Linked DNA regions of Homo sapiens: region 2 is linked to region 1. A link is a loop called in an ENCODE intact Hi-C map of the cell type or tissue named here. Cell type or tissue: OCI-LY7. All regions are shown on one strand.

Region 1 (2,500 bases):
AAATACCCAATAGACTTTTGAACATATCCAGGGCTAGGTAAGTTGGGAGCTGCCTGCCAGCAAGTTTGTCTATGTCTAGGAATGGTGGACATACAGACAGACCATGAAAGATGTGAGCAACATGGGGGCCACTTACCAAAGATGATGTTAAAGATAAAAGGCTACAGAGAGAGAGAGAGAGAGAAAGAGAGAATTGTGTGGTTCTCCATAAAAAATGGGGCCGAAGCTCTAGACTCTTGGTGTGCTGAGAGTTGCAACCACGTGTGTGTGTGTGCCTATGCATGCGTACACGCTCATGTGCAGGGCATAAAACAACAATGAGCAAATCAGTAAAATTGGAGGGAGGGGAAAATTAAGGGAAGAGGGACAGTCATATCCATAATAAAACACTGCAGAAAAGTTCTGCAATCACTTATGCAGAGAACAGATCTCAACAGCTTTCCATGGAAGCCAGGACAGGAGCAACTGCCACTTAAATGGTGTTCTGAAATATGAAATTATCTCAAAGATGAAATGGGTATCCGGCTCGGACAGCACATTTGCGGAATGAGATTTTAGGGGTGGAGGATCTTGTGACTTCAGGATTGAATGCACTTGTTCACCCAGTATTAAATGGCTAGGGAAAGAAGCAGGTAATCAATAAACATTCTCCCTAACAAACTTAGTGAAAGAGATTCTCTCCTCATGCAAAAAACCATGTCCTGGCCGGGCGCGGTGGCTCACACCTATAATCCCAACACTTTGGGATGCTGAGGTGGGCGGATCATTTGAGGTCAGGAGTTTGAGACCAGCCTGGCCAACATGGTGAAACCCCATCTGTACTAAAAATATAAAAATTAGTGTGCCTGTGGCGTGGTGGCGTGTGGTGGCGTGTGCCTGTAGTCCAGCTACTTGGGAGGCTGAGGAAAGAGAACTGCTTGAACCCGGGAGGCGGAGGTTGCAGTGAGCCGAGATCGTGCCGCTGCACTCCAGCCTGGGCGACAGAGCAAGACTTTGTCTCAAAGAAACCAAAAAACCCCAAAAGCCATGTCCCTCCCAGGTTCAAGAGAAAACTCTGACGAGGAAGAAAGCACCAATAGTACTGTTCAGGACGTGCAGACTGAAAGCTCCTATGTGTACCTGTATTTGTGACTCCTGTAAACTGCACTGCTCCTGCTGATGCAATTCCATCACCAGCCACCAGAGCGGAAGGACCCCTTCAGCTTCTGCTGCCCCTCCCAGGTCCCAGAACACCCTGTACTGTAATTTACAGCCTGTCACCAGAGGTTCTGTGGGAAATGTTTTAAGGCCCTGGGATATGTGAGTTTCATTTGACATGCTTTTGTTTTTTTTTTTTTCCCTCAAGCGTGGGTTACAGCTAAATCCTTAGCCAATTAAAGGGTGTGTTTGGTACTTAGAATTGATAAATAGCAGGTCTTTAAGAGCTCTGGAATCCTCAGGGAGCACGCAAAAGGTGCAGAGAAGCAGCTGTGCTAATCCTAGGCAGGTGGGTGGGTGAGTCCTTAAGCAAACTGGCCACAGTTGAACTCCGTGTGGAAGTTTTTCCCTCCCCAGCACCTAACCTGAATGCTCTTGGAGGAAAAATAATGCCTGCTATGTAGGTTTATGTGCTGAGGTTTAGTTAAACCAAAGTGCGTGCCTAAAATACCTGGCTCAGTTTCTGGAACATACTGCAACTAAAAATGAATGGCTACTATCATTTCTAACTGTAATTCCCAATATATTCTTTTGTGATTCCCTGCAGCCTGCATCCTTTTCAATAATGGGAATTATAAATTAATATTATTCTGATAAGCAGCATACAATGATGATATTATATACACGTTTTGTATTTTCTACTTAGTCCTATATAATTTTGAAAGGAAGTGCATTGCCTATTCATATTTAGATTGTGGCTTCCTGCATCTCTTTTAACCCTTTTCTGCTGTATTTCAGTGAATTAATACTAAGCATTGATTATGTGCCCAACACACAATGTCCTCTGGAAAAACATAAAAATGTCCCTGCCTGGAGAATCGCTTGAACCTGTGAGGCAGAGGTTGCAGTAAGCCAAGATCGTGCCACTGCCCATCTCAAAAAAACAAACAAACAAACAACAAACAAACAAAAAGGCCCTGCCTGCAAGAACCTTATAATGCAGCAAGGAAGTGAAGATATATACACAAAATATCCAGAGTCCAAACATCAGAAAGTAGATCAGCAGGTTTCAGATGAACTGGTGGGAACAAGAGCCTAGTTTGCATGTTAGCCTCACTCCATTCATCTATTTACCCATCCATGCGTTCATTCACTCACGCCACAAATATTTACATGCTTAATATGTGGCAGGTGCTGAGCATGTGGGACAGATGCTGCTGGCTAGCTTCCCCAACAGCTATTTCAACCTCTTTCCCTTGCCTATTTCTCTTACTACAGAGGCTAAAAATAAGCGAAGAAAAAAAAATCCCTTTCTCAGCCACCAAGGAGAGGCTCCGTTCTGGCCAATGAGCCACAAAGGGAA
Region 2 (2,500 bases), 280 kb before region 1:
AGCAGCTGTATCTTTTTACCTTAGATGAAAAATTTAAAAAGAACGTAAAGAATGTTATGTAAAGCTTGTCATTTTCTACAACTATAAACAAAAAATTTACCTTTCACTGTAATCTTAGGCCACCAAAATATGAGGAGAAGTGAGTTTGTCAGTAGTAATACTAAGCACTCTTTCTCCTTCCTCTATTCCTTCTCACCTGGTTTTTGAAGATCTATTAGAAGTTGTTTTTGGCCGGGCGCGGTGGCTCACGCTTGCAATCTCAGCACTTTGGGAGGCTGAGGCGGGTGGATCACCTGAGGTCAGGGGTTCGAGACCAGCCTGACCAACATAGTGAAACCCCATCTCCACTAAAAATATAAAAAATTAGCCGGGCATGGTGGCATGTGCCTGTAATCCCAGCTACTCAGGAGGCTGAGGCAGGAGAATCACTTGAACTCAGGAAGCAAAGGTTGCGATGTGTCGAGATAGCGCCACTGCACTCCAGCATAGGCGATAGAGCAAGACTCTGTCTCAAAAAAAAAAAAAAAAAAAGTTGTTTTTGGCAGCCGGGCACAGTGGCTCATGCATGTAATCCCAGTACTTTGGGAGGCCAAGGCGGGTGGATCACCTGAGGTTAGGAGTTTGAGACCAGCCTAGCCATCATGGTAAAACCCTATCTCTACTAAAAATACAAAAAATTAGCCAGGGGTGGTGGCTGGCGCCTGTAATTTCAGCTATTCAGGGGGCTGAGGCAGGAGAATCGCTTGAACCGGGAGACAGAGGTTACAGTGAGCCAAGATAATGCCATTGCACTCCAGCCTGGGCAACAAGAGCGAAACTCCATCTCAAAAAAAAAAAAAAAAAAAAAGTTGTTTTTGGCAGACATTTGAAAATTGTTTCTACTGAAAATGAAAATTCTCCTTGGAAAAAAATTAGTTCCCATTGACCTGAGGAGAAATTAAGCAGAGGTTAATGTGTTAGAACAAATGCTTTTGTCTATAAGTTAAAACAAAAAAACTCCAACTCATAGTGACTTAAAGAACAAGAAATCGTTTTTTCTCACAGATGAAAGTATAAACCTGCTCCAGACACAGTGTGTTTAACAACACAACGATGTTCTCATGTATCTAGATTTTTCCTGTCCCTCCACTCTGCAACTTTGAATATTGGCTTCATCCTAAAGTTAGTGTGTTCTAGTAAGGTTGATTCCTCTCATGACCACCAGAGGCAATCAGAATGATTTATTTTCCTGTTAACCTTTTATAGGAGAGGGAGAACTTCCCTAACTCTGGAATGTAAGTCCTTCCCTTCAATCTGATTGGAAGACTGAAGACATCCTTAGAACAGTCTCTAGAAGATTCTGTTTGCTGGTTGGCTAATGTTAAGCACTGATATAGAATGGATGTTTGGGGAATCAACCATAATGTATTCTCTAGGAAGTTTTTCAAATGTCTTCAGAGTCTGAAATTGCTTAATTGAAAATTATTTTAAAATAGACTTGCGTCTGGTTTTAAACCAGTTTTGCCAAATTTCAATGTATATAGAAATAGTTTCAATTTTGTTTCTTTACAGAGTTTTAATTTGTGGATCTTGAATAACTTATTTGTTTTCATTTTTAATGGACTCCACATGAAAATATTACAAATCCTATTGCATTCTCAATTTTGATAAATCTTTGTGTGGGATACAGTTCAGTGAAGTGATCAAAAATGGAGCTCTGGATGGGCATGGTGGCTCATGCCTGTAATCCCAGCCCTTTGGGAGACCGAGTGGGTGGATCACGAGGTCAGGAGTTCAAGATCAGCCTGGCCAACATAGTGAAACCCCGTCTCTACTAAAAATACACACACAAAAAAAAATTAGCTGGGTGTGTTGGAGGGCACCTGTAGTCCCAGCTACTTGGGAGGCTGAGGCAGGAGAATCACTTGAACCTGGGAGGCAGAGGTTGCAGTGAGCTGAGATCACGCCACTGCACTCTAGCCTGGGCAACACAGGGAGACTCTGTCTCAAAAAAAAAAAAAAAAAAAAAAAAAAAAACGCAAAGTGAGGCTCTAGAGCTACCCTAGTTCAAATTCCAGCTCTACCATTTCCCAGTGTAAACAAATTACTTCTCTGTTTCTGTTTTCTTATCTGTGGATTAATAGCCTTTCCACATATGGTTATGATGAGTACTGTATTATTAAATTAGAAAAACACATAAGATATAAGAAATTTACTGAGTAGTGTAAACCTTTATTATTTGATGCCTCTACCCCTTATTCTTAAGCTGATTTTAGAGGTGGACTGGTTTTCTAGTTATTCTCTGACCTATCCTTGGCAATTCCAGTTGTATCTAAGTTACTAAGAAGTAAATAGTATTTACTAAATATGAAAAACATAAAATCTCTTAATTTTACATATGTACTTCTTAAATCACTGACTATGTGCTGAAATTTTAACACTTTGACAGGAAATAGCTTGACTTAAGGTATATAAGTAGACTTCTACAACTTCAGTTTCTGGCATTATGCTGGATTAGATA

The links. Hi-C counts contacts between places; a loop is a spot of excess contacts. Peaks named below come from ENCODE experiments on the same cell type or tissue, not always from the same donor. Only the 100,000 strongest peaks of a DNase experiment are listed, where the experiment ranks them.
Region 2: a loop joins it to region 1, with 2.8 times the contacts of the local background. A loop is called at or near these places in 2 of 110 quality-filtered maps.

The regions. Positions count from the first base shown.
Region 1 is chr18:26,467,847-26,470,346 of GRCh38, forward strand. The region is part of intron 3 of KCTD1 (potassium channel tetramerization domain containing 1); the gene reads right to left. Among named protein-coding and RNA genes, the nearest start is that of LINC01543, 46 kb to the left of the region's middle. RefSeq lists an enhancer at 1,236-1,295. In OCI-LY7, CTCF peaks have their summits at 1,213 and 1,412; DNase peaks (open chromatin) are centred at 1,195 and 2,315; H3K4me3 peaks cover 1,288 bases; H3K27ac peaks cover 1,307 bases.
Region 2 is chr18:26,184,262-26,186,761 of GRCh38, forward strand. The region is part of intron 6 of PSMA8 (proteasome 20S subunit alpha 8); the gene reads left to right. Among named protein-coding and RNA genes, the nearest start is that of TAF4B, 41 kb to the right of the region's middle. In OCI-LY7, CTCF peaks have their summits at 1,216 and 1,417; a DNase peak (open chromatin) is centred at 1,158; H3K27ac peaks cover 198 bases.